Linked DNA regions of Homo sapiens: region 2 is linked to region 1. A link is a loop called in an ENCODE intact Hi-C map of the cell type or tissue named here. Cell type or tissue: gastrocnemius medialis. All regions are shown on one strand.

Region 1 (8,000 bases):
ATGTTTTTTATAATTATTCAATTGGTGCTAATAGAACATGAGTCTTTAGATTCACATAAACCAAATGTGTTATTTTGACCATCATGACTGCTTTTCAATGTCTCCACAAATAAGTTATACCAAGTGACAGTATTACTGTGTTTGAAATATTCTAGTTGTGACACGAATTTATATGTTCTTCTTGTCAGAGGAACTTAAGGCTTTATAAACAATTTAAAAATCCCAGAAGGTCATCTGCATTTTAGCCCTATAAAATGTTAAGAATCCTTTAAAACAACAACGGTGAACCTGCAGCCCACCCAACAAGGGATAGGTTTCCATTTTTAAAAAGGCAGGGGTGGGGCAAACAGCAAGGCTGAGCTCAAAAAAAAAAAAAGTCATTATCATTAGAAACCTGCTTCATAGGAAGTACCATTTAAAGTAACTATTCTGTTAAACCATATCAAAATCACTATCCATAAAAATGGGCTCTTCTAGAATCTCAGAGTGCTTCCTTTGGATACCATATTCATTTGGGCCTCACTTTTAGAGTTGCATTAAGCAGAAGTTATACTTATTATTTCTCCCACTGAATACTCAAGAACAGAGACTGCATGCTCAATAGTCATGCGAAAATACCTGCTGCCTTTCACACCTGGAAAGCCCAGACTCACCCTCATCACAGACCAGAAGACCAACACAGAAGCAGCATGAAGGAAGGAAGGAATTATCCCACAAGCCTGTAAAAGAACAACCTCCACATATCTATTAGGACCTGCACTGTGTGGAGGAGGTGAGCTGGGCCCAAAGAGCACATAGAGCCAATGTTACCCCAGGATTCAGCCCCGGTATGCTGGACTCTCAGTTGCTTTCTCTCTCTCTGTTATCCCAGCCAGCCTTCCCACAAGACACAACTCCATGAGGTCCTTCACCTTGTCCCTCTTATACATCATGGGCAGACTCCAGGTAGGTAAGAAAACAGATGGCATAAGGATATCTAGGTTCTAGGCATAGCTAACTGACTTGCCAAGAAACTAAAGCAAGCTCACTTAATTAACACTCTGAACCTAAGTTTCCGTATTGAAAAAATGGTGATGATCATGTCTGTTCCACATCCTCAAACAAACAAACAAACAAACAAACAAACAAAAACTGTAAATCACCATGCAAATGTTGGAAATTATTTCTGTTATTCTGATTATCAAAACTAATTATGAAGTCCATATAATTTTCCCTGGATTATGTTGACTCCTTAGAGAATGGCACTCAAGCCAAATTCAGCCCAACAAATGTTTTTGTAACACAGCCACACCTATTCTTGTTCATATTGTCTCTGGCTGCTTTCACACGATGATGGCAGGGTTGAGTAGCTGTAACAGAAACTGTATGGCCCACAAAGTCTAAAACATATTTTATACTATCTGGCCCTTTACAAAAAGAGTTTGCCAGCCCTCACCTTTAAGTACCAACAAATATTAGAGATCAAAGGGAGTAGCTGACAAGTGACAGTAAATTTTGAATTTTTCCCAAATTTTAAACTATTTTCCAAATAGGTCTTTTTTGTCAAAAGATTTAGTATTCTATAAACAAGTACAAAGAGAGAAGAAAAAAATCAGAAAATCACTTTTTGCAAATAATAAAATTACACTAAACCAGTAAAGTCCCAAAAAGATATATGCATAAACGTTTTTGAATTTTTCTGTATTTTCAAAGGATCACAGTCTATAAGTTCTATAAAATTACCATTCTTAAAGAAAGAAATATCATAAAAATTGTCCCTCAAACTATCCAATATTTGAAATAAAACGTTAAACAGGAGAGGGAAATAGCTCAGAATATAAATGAAATGTTTCCCACAATTTCCAATGTGAAACTATTTATTACTATGGGTCCTTCTCACCCCATCCTCTACTTTTCAAAAAATTAAACTGCTCTGCCGATCCTATATGGAGAGTGGAGTTCTGCTTTTGAAATGCTTTTGTAAATAATTTTGCTTCATTTTGCATTTTGAGTAGGCTATGTATATTCTGTTCCTAAACATCTGGTTCAGTGCCAGCAAGGAAAGTGTGTGGTGTGTTTCAACAAGTAGACTTCCTCTGTTTCTCAAAGCCTTCAAAATATTTAGTTTCAAAATGAATACACTGGAAGCCAAAAAATTACCACCCATTTGATTATTTTGTCATTGCTACTGTAAAGATTTACAATAAACACAAGGAGGGAAAGGAGCAGTGAGTAAGGAAGGCAACCAAGAAAGATAAAGTGGTGAAAAGCCATCAGACTCATGATAGTCTACTGGAATTGCCTTTTCTTTTCCCCTCCTTGTCTGTGGCCCTCCAAAAAAAAAAATTTTTTTAAGCCAGAAAATAGTATTACTTATTGCTGATAAAAAGTCATATGATCTTAGAGATGGACTAAATTTTAGAGGTCATTAAATACAATCCCATTTATTTTATGAATGAGAAAAACTGAGGCCCAGAAATATTAACTGGCATGCCCTACGGATTAGCTAGTTAGTGGCAGGACCGGGACCAGAATCCAGTTTCCTGATCATCAGTTCACTTCCCATTAGACTTGGCTCCCTGCCCTGCAAAGCATAATGTGCCATTTGGCACCTAATGGCTAAATTCTTTTAAAAACTATGCCCAGAGTACCCCTATCATAGCCAGGAAACTCACAATGCCCTTTTAAATCGTATCTATGGGCACATATTTTTTCCAAGTACAGACGATCAAAAATATGCTTTGACCTCCTAAGGATTGGGAGTCACAATAAAACAGCAGAATAATCAAAGATCTAATAAGAACTTCAAGCTGTCCCTTTATTTTGTCTTGATGTAAATCAGTTTGACACAGACACCCCTTCTCCTACCACCCCCCCAGACACACACTTCCAAGACTAAACAGCAATATTCCATAAAAAGACCAGATCTAGCCAGTGTTATTATCTGTCTGACATTTGGGTTATTCTTGTGAGTAACTCAGAAAGTAACGTGGGTGTCTGCGATTATTTGAGTACACATGGCAAACCATAATTGGTCAAAAAATAATAAAAGACATTTTTCTGCGACAAAAATACTGTATTGCATGACAACATGGCAACATGACAGCATTCCGTGGACCACAATCCTTTCTCCATTTGCAAAAAAGTAAAAAACAAAAATTCAAAATGAACCAACAAGGCTTTCTTGCAGACAGCAACTACTACTTCATATTTAAATTAACTTAAAGGAGTACTGAGAGTAATCTACCAGTCTGTCTTCCCCAAATCCACGTAAAAAAGGAGTACTGAGAGTAATCTACCAGTCTGTCTTCCCCAAATCCACGTTATATATCAATTTATATTCAGTCTTGTGAGACGGAGCAGAAACGTGGCAAAAGATGCAACTCTGTATCCTTTTCTACAACCAAGTACAGGTTTTTGACAATCCTCGGAGTTTTGTTTTAGAGCTTGGCTATTTTTGAAGTAAAAACTTCAAATTTCATCACCACCTTCCAAAATTTATTACATGAGTCAAATCTAAGACAAATTCCACTTATCACTGGGCTGATAAAATTTGAAGCTTATCAGCACAAGTCATGCCTTAGGGTCTAAATCTAAAACCTACTCTCTTCTCTTCTACTATATATATTCCCATTACCACATGGCTGTGTAAATGCTAAGCAATAAGGGAAAATATTCTAGTTGCCATTCCCCTAAGAAACCAAGAATCAGGTTAAAAATTATTCCAAAAGCAATTTAAAAGATCCCATGAAAGAAACATACTCGTACTCATAGACAGACACCCATTGAAGCAGACAGCAGTGTGAATGGAGGGGGTGTCTAAATGCTACAATCTCATAAAACTCGACTCAGTAAGGACAGTTAGGGACCGTGGAGGAACTCACCCACTCGGAAGTTCGTGGCCGTCAGGGTGTCGGCAGCATGACCATTCTCACTAATGAGAGTGGTGGTGTTCCCCTTCTCACAGCTGTTCTGACAGCTGCCCTTGGTGCAGGTCACTTTACAGATGCTCGGAGTAAAGACCACCTTGATGCGGCCAGTGTGGTTACTCACTAGGAGCGGAGGCAGGGAGAAAAAGAACAACAAACACATCAGCTTAGTATCCATGAACTTGCCTTGGAAGGTTTAAAAAAACAGAAAAAAAGAAAAGAAAGGAGCAAGAGGGGAAAAGAGAGAGCCCACAACCCGACAGGTTTAAGGAAAGAGGGAAGCCTTCAGTGCTCGCTGCTCTGTATTCAGTGGTGTCTCTGAAACAGGAGTAGGAAGCTTAGCAAACAGAACTCTGGGATGCACTCCAAAACCACATTTGAAGTCGAGTCACTGGAGTGGGATTACTAACCACAATGCTGCACTTTATTCACGGGCAGACAAAGAGCAATACCGAGGGCACGACAGATTAAAGAGCCAACCCTGACAGGCAGATGTAATGCAAAGGGGTTGGCCGTGCACCTAGCGGTGAATAAACTCTTGTGTCCTCAACTTGCATACTTTCCCTGTTTCTCCACTTATTAAGTCACTATTTGCAGCCCGACCCCTGGAAATGTTTTAGGCATGCGGCATGTCTGAAAACATCTGTCTCAAATCTCCTGGCACTCTCGGCTGAAGTGATCAAATGCTGTGACGCAGCTGCGGGAGCCCATTTCTTTTTCACAACTCCAGGGCACTATTTCTCCATAAGAATTTAGGCAACATATATTTTGTTTTCCTGTGAACGGGGCCCATCTTTAAAGGGGTAAGCCAGGTCACAGGGATAAATGGTTGCCTCCCTAAAAATAACACCCTTGGGCTCTCACTGTCTCTATTCATAGACCACCTGGAGTAGCCACTGGGGATGGAGCTTTCTTTCATTAGCGTGGCCTTCTCTTAAAAACGAAATGCTATCACCTGACCACACAGCCGAGGCTATGTGGTATCACAAAATAAGCCCTAGACTAAAAGTATATCCTGGTTTACAATCCCAGCTCAACCACGGTGTGACTCCGGACATGCCATTTCAGTCCAGTTCAGTTCAGTTTTTCCAAAACTTGAGAGAATTGAAACTGGCATTTTCTACACACTTCTAACTTTCAACGTCTCTATCAGAGGTCAGCAAGCTACAGTTCAGGGACCCAATCCAGCTTGCTGCCTGCTTTTGTAAATAAAGCTTTACTGGAACACAGCCACCCTCATTCATTTCTGTACTGTCTATGGCTGCTTTTGTGCTATGACGGCAGAACTGCACTGTCTCTGTGCAGTTCTGCTTCACCCAGACCTGCCCTTCACTGCTGGATCGCAACCTGAACTCTCTGGCAAATTGCAAGACACACACTGTTTTGATTGCTACATCTGCGATAGGCCCCTAGCCAGGTCCTTCCTCTTTCCAGGAGACTAGGCAGAAAGCAAAGATGGTAGCAGTAGCTGAAGACAGCCAGTCATCTGTCAGGCTTTAAGGCCGTCAAGAAGCAGTGCCCTTCTGACGCCACTCCATGACTGGAGTGGCCAAAGGGGAGAGAGGCTCTGGGCCAGCCTTTTTTATACCATCTTTGCCCACCAGAAAAGCTTGTCTCTCTTTATACTGCTTTGGTTTGGCTAATATTATATTTTCAGAAAATCATCCCAAGATGCCTCTATAAGACCCTCAACAAATTAAAACTGTGGTCATAAGCTGAGCTTGGAAACAAAGAACTTTAACCAAAGAAGCCATTCCAATTTCAGGGTTGGAATGGGGCCCCAGAGGTTTTCTAACGCAACCATCTCTCATCCACTGTTTGCATTCCACGTATCAAGTGGTCGTGTAACCTTTACTTGAAAATCTCTAGTGACGGGCAGCTCATTACCCACAAAAGCACATGATAGTTATGGCAGTTCCCAGCAAGTACTATTTTTTATTGAGCTGAAATCTGGCCTCACAGTAACTTGCACACATTAATCCTAATTTGGTTCCCCATGGCCTCACAATCTAATGCCTCTTCCACATGACAGCCCTTCAAATAAGTTATCTTTGAGATAAATGCCACTTAATCAAAGAAAGCTAAAATTAGGACTTGAACCCATCAGCTGGGTTGGTCATCTCACTTAGAAGAAGAAAAATTATTCCTCTGGAGGAGAAAGCCCTCCATTCTTTTCAAATGGTTTTCCAGGACAGTTTCTCCTTCACCGGTGGTTCTAACCCTGGAGGATCAAGACATGTTGTCTGAAATGGCAAGATGTCCTAGTGGCCAAGCAGACCTTCTGGCACCTTGCAAAATGACATCCAATAGGATGCTACTATCAGTCAATACTTTAAATCGAGGGCTAGCAAACTTTTTCTACAAAGGGCCAAATTGTAACTATATTAGGATTGTAGGCGAAAAGGACTCTATTCCTATTCAACTCTGTGGACCCGCTTAGCTGGAAAGCAGCCTGTCAAAAACAATATGTAAATGAGTGGGCATGGCTGTGTTCCAATCAAACTTTACTTAAACACTTCAGTAACCCCTCCTTTAAATGCTTACAGGACATTTTAAAGTTATCTGGGAGTCTACCTTAGAAATTCAAAAAAAACAACAGAATCCTGATTTCACCAGCAGAGAAAATTCACCTAGTTTGATTTGCTTTTTCACAGTAGCACAAACAAATCAGCTTATAATCTAAGTTGTCGGAAAATGCTTACAAATATCTTGAGGATACTTTGTGTGTTCAAGTGTGTGAAACCCAAGAAAAAAAGAGACAACATTTTCCCACTTCAAAAGAATATAAACTCCTCCTTTTTCTGGCTCCTGGTACAATCATGAAATTAGAATCCGTGTGCCAACTATTTTGTCTTCTCTGGCATTAACTTGTAGCACCAGCAGCTGCCACACAGATGCTCACACAGTCACCTAAATTATGCTCACTTAGGCAAACTGAGACATCCAAAGAAAGCAAGCACTTAATCATTATTCCCATTTCACCTCCCAGCTACAGTAGTCACTTTATAAGCACTGGAGATTCTCCGGGCCTATTGTTATTAAAAACTTCTTATATTTCTTTGCCAAAAAAAAATTTCTTTTGGCTTGGAATCATCTGGATTTTCAAAAGGCAGAGACAGTTTCATATGACTTAATTCTGATTTTTACAATGTTCACATCTTCTTGGAAGCAGAAGCTATATTTTATTTCATATAAAAATAAAAATGCTTGTGTTTTACAAGCATTCTGCTATAAAGTAATCTAATTCTAAAACAGACACTTGTATTCTAAGCGGGTCCTCCCATCTCCATGAAGCACTTACTTCTTCATTATAATTAGCTTTAGGTTTTCATGCCAATCTTCTCAAAATTGGTAGTGAAAATGCACTACTGCTTTTGACACTAGATTATTATCCAGAGCTCTAACAGGATCTCCATAAATGCTGGATGGATTAGAAAATATGTTCTCCCATCTCTACTCCTTGAAAATCATTCCCACATATTTAGGGTATAGTGTAAAAAGTTTAAGTTTTAAAGTTCATCAAACAGAGATCCATGCTCTGAGCTTCAAATTCCTCACATGTGACACGCTGAAGGCAATACCACTCACCTTTCAAGAATTTAGTAGGAATTCACTAACAGTAGACACAAGCTCTCCCGCAAAAGCCATTTGGTCTATCAGAAGCATCTTCTTTGCATGTCTTGAATAAGGTAATATTCAAGGACTCCTGATGCCTTGCAGAGAGTAGGCACCCAATAATTGTGGAATAGACAAAGTAACCCGAAGCATGGGGCAAGGGTGACTGTCGGATCCCACAGAGATCCAAGACTCACAGGATGCTGGAGGTCATTTTGGTCTAAGGTCCTGCTGCACCAGTGAGAAAACAAGCTCAGGACTAACCAGAGGCAGAAGACCATCCCGAGTGGCACCTACCAGGTGATTAGGAATTATAAGTCTGAGAAGCAAAAATCAGGCCAGTCAGGAGTTAACAGGGAAACCACTGGCACAACTTCTGTGCTTGGTCCTTTGGAGGAAAAAAAATGCAATTTTTAGATCCCTTTAGGTGAATCAGCCCCCAAAATCTTAAGCAAGCACTTTAAAACTTTGGGTTTT
Region 2 (8,000 bases), 140 kb before region 1:
AGCACGACGTAAGCACTAGAGTATAACTACAATGAAGGGAGAAAAACTTTATTTTATTCACTCTCTCTTTTTTTTTTTTTTTTTTTTTTTGAGATGGAGTCTTGCTCTGTCGCCAGGCTGGAGTGCAGTGGCGCAATCTCGGCTCACTGCAACCTCCGCCTCCCAGGTTCAAGCGATTCTCCTGCCTCAGCCTACTGGGTGGCTGGGATTATAGGCGCGTGCCACCACACCCAGCTAATTTTTGTATTTTTAGTAGAGACAGGGTTTCACCATGTTGGCCAGGATGGTCTCGATCTCTTGACCTCATGATCCACCCGTCTTGGCCTCCCAAAGTGCTGGGATTACAGGCGTGAGCCACCGTGCCTGGCCTATTTTAGTCACTCTCAATCCCCAGTGTTCTGGAAAAATACCTGGCACAAGGTAGACACTCAGTATTTGTTAAATGAATGAATATATATCCAGTTATGTTAGTGATGAGCTCAACTCAAAACTAGGCTTAAGACAAGACTGCACCTTCTGAAAGGTATTTTAGAGTACCAGAAGTACAAAGCTAGGGCTGGGCAGTCATTAACATGGTCAGAGTTTAGCAGAAAATTCCAACCCACCCATTGGTTCAATGTAAGTAGAAAGGCATGCTGCAATATCTGCTTTTTGTCACAGTCAACTTCTCGACATTTGAAAGCTCTACTACTATAAAAAATTAAGATGGAAAATCTATTTCAGTATAACCTGCAAAGGCCCTCATGAGAAATTTAGAAGAGCTGCAAGTCCAATATGAACAATGGATGGAACTGCAATTAAATCTTGGGGGAGTGGCTTCATTTGTAGATTATGTAGAGCCTAAAATTTTACCCAAAGCAGAAAGATAAAGGACACTGCCTCCATTTAACAATAGGAAATACATGACCTCAGCAACGCAAAAACAAAACAAGGGGCTAAATGTGGGACTTTGGCTGAATTGAGAAATGCAGTGATCTAATATTTCTGCTTATGATTCTACTCATCTGGTTGACAAAGTAAAATTAGTTTTAAATGAGGTGCTGTGCTTCTATCACTAAAGTTTATATATATATATATATATATATATATGCACATATAGGTATAAGAATTCATTTAGTATTATTTATATTGAAGAACAATCACTTGCCAATTTGATCAGTCACATTCCACTAATAAATTCATGAATCAGGGCTGCGTTTACACTACTATTATGAATTGTAGTTATTTAAGGTAGAGTTCCGGCTCTGCTCCTGGATTATTTATCAGGATGTGAAAATGAGAATACGCATGGAACCTTGATAGGCAAGTATGAAATTTATGCCAAATGGGAAAACTGAAACCATATATATTAATACTTTTTGGTCAGCACCAGTTACAAAAACAATTGCTTATCAAATAAAAAACTAATGAATAAAAATCTTTTCTTCAAAGACTACATCTCACAACTCCATCAGCAGAGACTCTTGGGTTGGGGATGGGCCTAGGGGCTCAGGACACGGAGCTCTCCGTACCAGCTACAGAGTCTGAGCTGATGCTGTTTGGTGATGAGACTAAAGCTTTAAAACTGAGAGTACTTCTGCAACCCCCATTAAAACACCTAAATGTCTTCCCAGGGCTATGAGAATGAAGACCGTCAGTTTTAACAGGACTAAGAGGGCTTTAAATTTTTCAGTGGTCTGTCCTCTCATCTTGCAGCAAATCTTCCTGTGTTCTCTGGCCTTCAGCTACACTGGCCTTCTGCTCTCTTCTTCTTCCACGAGCCTCTTGCATATGCTGTTTACTGTGCCTGAAATGTTCTCCCTCCCACCCCCTCACCAGTTGAACCTCAACTCAAGAATTTTCCTAAGGGCAGCTCGTTCTACCATATGCTCTCACAGCATCATAGAACCCTCCTTTCTAGTGCTTGTCTCAAATCTGTGAGTTTGCATTTATCTGTGAGATGTTTGAGTGCATGTCAGTCTCCCCCACCAGACAGTAAGTACCAAAAGGAAGGGGTCATATCAGTTTTTCCTCTCAATATATCCCAGAACTTAGTACAACTCTGGGGATATACAGTAAGTTTTGCCTTTTGTTTCATATTTTAGAGACAGGGTCTCACTGTCACTCGGGCTGGAGAGCAGTGGCACAATCATAGCTCACTGAAACCTTGAACTCCTGGACTCAAGCGATCCTCCCACCTCAGCCTTCAAGTAGCTGAGATTACAGGCACACACCCCACGAAGCCCAGGTAAGTTTTTTAATGTTTTGTAGAGATGAGGTCTTGCTATGCTGCCCAGGCTGGTGTCAAACTCCTGGCCTCAAGTGATCCTCGTGCCTCGGCCTTCCAAAGTTCTGGGATTACAGGCATGAGCCACCATGCATAGCCTATAGTAAGTTCTTAAGCATTTGAGGGAGAAAGGAAAGAAGGAATGAATGAATGAAAAGTTTAACTCACATATTCAGAGTTTTGGTATGGAGTGGAAAAGAGTTCAAGTTTTAGGGAAAAAGATTACATGGTAGACACAAATGAAAACCATTAAGGGGCAGAGCTAACTACAGCACGGGTAATTAGAATCAAAGCAAATACATTACTCTGTCTTCCTCAGTGCCTAAAGCACTACCTTTGATACTTCTGTTGAAAATTTGTGTGTGTGTGTTACCTAATTCTACTTGTCTGTGGTAGATGCTTCTTCTCTCTTTTTAAGTGTTTTGCTCTCCATCTCTCTTCCTTCCTGTAGACCTTACTATCTTATTTGGTTTTGGATATTTATCTCATTAGGAATATCAGTTTGTTTCAATCCTAATTATTTTCCCCATCGAGAATCTTACATCCTTTATGCTAAGTCATTTTCTTATTTTCTCAATGGTTAAAAGTTACTGGGAACTTTTCTTAGAATGATGTAAGATTTCATTTTTTCATTTTGAAAGAGGGCTCCATTGGCATTACACCACTCTATCAGAAAATGGGCCATGCAGAAGAAACAAATCTTTGATAAGTACACTATAGTACCTACCAAGGCACTGTCCATTCCAGCCTCGGAATCCTTCTGTGCAGGGAACGCACTGGTAAGATCCAGGAGAATTCACACACTGCTCATCTGGACAAGTGCTTGGATTCAAACATTCATCAATATCTGAAAAATCAAAAACCTAGGTCGTGAACATTTTATCAGAATACCAAAGCAAAATCTTACTTTGTGATGAAGGCAGCGGGGGAAAGCATGTTATATCTACATTTCAGTGGGAAAAACAATAATTGGGTAAGTGAGACATTGGGTCTATACTTAAATACATGGCAATAATGCATGGTCAAGCATACCTGGATTAAAATATTTGCATACATTCCAAGGAAGAACCTGGCCCCAATTCTTCAACTAGCAGGACCTGGCCTCTCCACTCTGGGAGTTGGCAGCTCCTCTAGGGCCAATTTCTGGACATGAAACCTTTCAAGTAATAGCACAGCTTTCCAGAAAGAAATACAAAGAATGGGGGTGAGTGTGAGGAAGCTATGTATCCACCCAGCTAGAGGTTCTCTCTGCAAACATTGGATGCTCTAGGGAAATTCTCACTTTGGCTTCATGGGCCCAAGAATATCCTAGGTTGGAATAATTTAAAACCTTTCATATGACAGGAATTCCTTGGAGGTGGAAAAAAAAAAAAACATGAGGAGAGAGTGAACTCATCACATACTTCCAAGCCTTTCCAGAAAACACGGTGATATGACCATATGGTAATATTTTCTGGTAAAAATACACCTTACTTTTCATATTCATAGCTAACTGAAGTCATTAATCATCATTCTTTCCAATTTGGGGAGAAAAAAATCTCCTAAAATATGGTTAAGTCTGTGAGGAGATAACTACGACAGCTTGAGGCATTTTTAAAAATTGTCAAACAATAAAATGAGGAAAAAGATATAAGAGAGAGTTCAACAGTTTAAAATAAGTGTTAACACCATGGCTTCTAGCTGCATTTGAAATAAGTGTTTTTTCTGAGGTGGATCTTGAATTTATATGAGTGGATTTAATGTTTAAGTATCCCAATACACAATGTATATATGACCTTTAATCGTACTTAAAATATAAACGGATTTTCAGGACATAAACTAGAGAAACAAAAAAAGAAAGAAATATATAATGGGTCCACTAAATATCCATGGGTATGTGATGTCTACATTCTAGTAAATACTTAAAAATTATCTCCCACTGCATACCATTAGACATGTGAAAAGATACTTAAAGTGAAAAAGTTAAAGATGATATTAACAAAATAAGCACCAGGTCAGTGTTGTAATTTTTTTTCTATCAGTAAAAATTCTTGCCAATGGCCAATGATACATAGTGGTTTTTTTAGGTCAGATGTTCTGGGACTTCTTGTTCTACAAAAAGATGGTGCTTGCCAGTTTCATTTTCCAAATAGCATTACATTCTCCTCTGGATGGGATATTTCAAAAAAATAGAACTACAACTGCTAAATCAGAGAATGCCATCGAGACAGGCTAGCCCAATAAATAGGGTGCAATGTTGAGCAATACAAGATAATGTCCCTGAATTTCTACCTGCTCTCACCTCGGCTTTTCCCCTCTTCTATAAATTAGGAACTACCTGCCTTATAATACCTTAACAGAATAAAGTAAGGATGCATGAGATAATGTCTGTAAACTACAATAGACTCCTTGGAGACTGGTGCTATTTGAAAGCAACTTCGTTAGTGACAGCTGAGAAAATCTTCTGTGTGCCAGAAGCCCGGGGACGTTTGGTTCTAGTCCATGATGAAATTTGAAAACAGCCGCGTTTCTTGGCTCCTTCTTCTTTTCAAGACTTTTCATGGGGATAGAATTATATATTATTTACTGAGGGAACGCTAGTCATCTTTCTCCCAAATAATTTTCATATATTGAATATCACCGAATATTCTCCTACAAGCTTCCAATTTAAGTACATAATTTTCCAATTTATTTTCTATTCCTTTCCATCCTATTACTTAAGTATCTTATCTTTCCATTCTTGACCCGTGTGTAGAACTTAAGAATCAGTATTTGGGCCGGGTGCAGTAGCTCACACCTGTAATCCCAGCACTTTGGGAGGCTGAGGCTGGCAGATCACGAGGTCAGGAGATCGAGACCATCCTGGCTAACACGGTGACACCCTGTCTCTACTAAAAATAGAAAAAAAAATTAGCCGGGCATGGTGGCGGTCACCTGTAGTCCCAGCTACTCAGGAGGCTGAGGCAGGAGAATGATGTGAACCCGGGAGGCGGAGCTTGCAGTGAGCTGAGATCGCACCACTGCACTCCAGCCTGGGCGACAGAGCAAGACTGTCTTTAAAAAAAAAAAAAAAAAAAGAAAGAAAGAAAGAAAAAAAGAAAGAGAGAGAGAAAGAAAGAAAGAAAGAAAGAAAGAAAGAAAGAAAGGGAAAAAAAAATCAGTATTTGACTTCTTTGTTGGGGGTTGGGGGATACTGCTCTGCACATAAATGCTTGTCAAATAAACACCCCATTTTTTTAAAGCACTCCCCGCAACTACAGAGGTGCTTGAGATCTATACAAACACAAAAGGAGTCAGGGATGGGGGGAGATTTAAAGAAACTATAACTTCTTGAAAACTAACAAAGTGACAGGCATCATACAAGTTATGGCAACATGAAGTTATTTTCATGAAAACCTGGAAAGTTAACTTCATGGTTCCTATTTTACAGATGATGTACTACGTTTCAAAGGGGCAAAGTCAGTGGCTACAGGTCAGGCAGTTACTGTGGGCGTGGTGAGCTGCTCCCACGCTGCATCTCTTCAGCAGAGGAGAGTTCCCTGGAAGAGCAGCGTGGAGACACTTTACACCTGTGCTTGTTCTGTAGCCTCGTGGCCCTCGGGGAGGGTACAAAACTCCATGCTGATCAGAGATCCAGCAACATAAAACACTCCCACTTCTCTCTAGATTAGAACCCAAGGGGCAGAGGCAAGACACCAGCAGGAGGGGCAAGTGTAGGCTGCCAAAAAATGTCTAATTAGCTCTCCCTCCAGGCCTGGGTCATTAGAGCAGTGAAGAAAACCAACAGGCAGAAGCCAGGGGACAGCTGAGGGCTGGCTGTGCCAACCTAGTCCATCCTGCCCCACCTAACAGAGCCCAGATCTATTAGGCTCTGCTGACAGCCAGGCAGGGAACCCCAAGGAACCAGCACCATGCTCCCGTGCCCTCACAGATCCCGTGTTCCTTCACCCTCATATTTCCATGACAGGTTTTTAGCAGAAGGTCAGTGTATTTCTTCATGAAAATAATTGCAAAAAAAGTGCCATAGTGTTTTGTTTTGTTTTGCTTTGTTTTTTGGAGACAAGGTTTTTCTCTGTCACCTGGGCTGGAATGCAGTGGCATGATCTCAGCTCACTGCAACCTCTGCCTCCCAGGTTCAAGTGATTCTTGTTTCTCAGCCTCCCAGGTAGCTGGGATTACAGGCGTGTGCCACCACATCCAGCTAATTTTTGTATTTTTAGGAGAGAGGGAGTTTCAGCATGTTGGCCAGGCTGGTCTCAAACTCCTGGCCTCAAGTGATCCACCCGCTTCAACCTCCCAAAGCACTGGGATTGCAGGCGTGAGCCACCGTGCCTGGCCTCACTACATTGGTTTCAAAAAGAACCAGAGCAACTTGGACACAAACGTGAAAAGAAATATGAAAAGGATAATAATTGTGACCATGCTATAAATACTTTTTATAACATTTTTATAATGAGAGAAAGCTCATTGCTGTGGTCAATAATGAGGAAATTTTATTAAGCACAGTTGGAATCTGACCAAAGTTTGTCAGACCATGCTTCTTGGGGAGTCTGTGAGAAAGTACCAGAACACATGTAAAAGAAAGCATTGGAGACAAAGGAATGTAAGTAGGTGAAAAGGTCAAAAACAAAAAATCAACACTGGTTACACCTGCAGCATGTTCCCAGATGAATGGTCCGGACTCTGTAATTAAGTCTGTGTTTCTACTAAATATGATGCAATTAATCATTCTATGGTGATTTCATTCCAAATACCAGAGAGGCAGATATTGAGGTGAAAAATAATGAGAGCATGAAGATGGAAAATAATCCCAAAAGAGCCAGTGAAAGGAAGAGGCAAAGAGCCTGTGAATCTAGGAAGCAGAAAGAGCTTGGATAAACTGGTGTCACGCACTGAGTGTGGGAAGGAAACAAGAACCAGGCAAGGTGCCTACCAACCCTGCACATCACCGTCATGTGTGCTGAACACTCTCAGCTGACTCACCCTCACAACGGCCTCTCTGAGTCATGCGGTACCCGCTGTCACAGTATTCACACCGGAAGGCCCCCACAGTATTGACACAGTGCCCCTCCCCACAGACGTCCGGCCTCAGGCATTCGTCAACATCTACGAAGAGCAGATAGCATTGTTGAGTTTTGTGTTCCAAATACTGTTTCAAACCTCTCCCATCTCCCAGCTTAGCTCAAATATAATAACGAAGTAACTGATTTCTTTTTTTTTTTGAGATGGAGTTTCGCTCTTGTTGCCCAGGCTGGAGTGCAATGGTGTGATCTCGGCTCACTGCAACCTCCACCTCCTGGGTTTAAGCAATTCTCCTGCCTCAGCCTCCCAAGTAGCTGGGATTACAGGCATGCACCACCATGCCTGGCTAATTCTGTATTTTTAGTAGAGACAGGGTTTCTCCAAGTTGGTCAGGCTGGTCTCAAACTCCCGACCTCAGGTGATCCGCCAGGCTCGGCCTCCCAAAGTGCTGGGATTACAGGTGTGGGCCATGGCGCCTGGCCAGTAACTGATTTCTACTTTCCCTTTGATTTGTTTGACACACATCAAAATCATCCAGTTTTGATTCATGCAGGGTGGTCCAAAAGTAACATTTAATGTATCTTGTCTATGCACATATATGACACTCTTTCTTCAAAAATGTTAGGGGAAAAAAATCCATTTTTATATCACCTGGGATCTAGCAGACTGCTGTCATGATAATTGTTTAATAAAAAATTCTGGGTTGTCTGGATAAGCACTGAACTGATGATAG

The links. Hi-C counts contacts between places; a loop is a spot of excess contacts. Peaks named below come from ENCODE experiments on the same cell type or tissue, not always from the same donor. Only the 100,000 strongest peaks of a DNase experiment are listed, where the experiment ranks them.
Region 2: a loop joins it to region 1, with 5 times the contacts of the local background. A loop is called at or near these places in 17 of 110 quality-filtered maps.

Annotation. Positions count from the first base shown.
Region 1 is chr2:33,130,824-33,138,823 of GRCh38, reverse strand. It overlaps LTBP1 (latent transforming growth factor beta binding protein 1), which reads right to left. Exons shown (of 34, transcript NM_206943.4): 5 at 3,864-4,031. Among named protein-coding and RNA genes, the nearest start is that of LTBP1, 190 kb to the right of the region's middle. In gastrocnemius medialis, no CTCF peak of the experiment used is centred here; DNase peaks (open chromatin) are centred at 3,933, 4,283, 4,423 and 5,263; H3K4me3 peaks cover 3,159 bases; H3K27ac peaks cover 3,991 bases.
Region 2 is chr2:33,275,152-33,283,151 of GRCh38, reverse strand. LTBP1 (latent transforming growth factor beta binding protein 1) reads right to left here. Exons shown (of 34, transcript NM_206943.4): 18 at 7,229-7,351; 19 at 2,994-3,113. Among named protein-coding and RNA genes, the nearest start is that of MIR4430, 140 kb to the left of the region's middle. In gastrocnemius medialis, no CTCF peak of the experiment used is centred here; DNase peaks (open chromatin) are centred at 4,730 and 7,221; H3K27ac peaks cover 4,888 bases.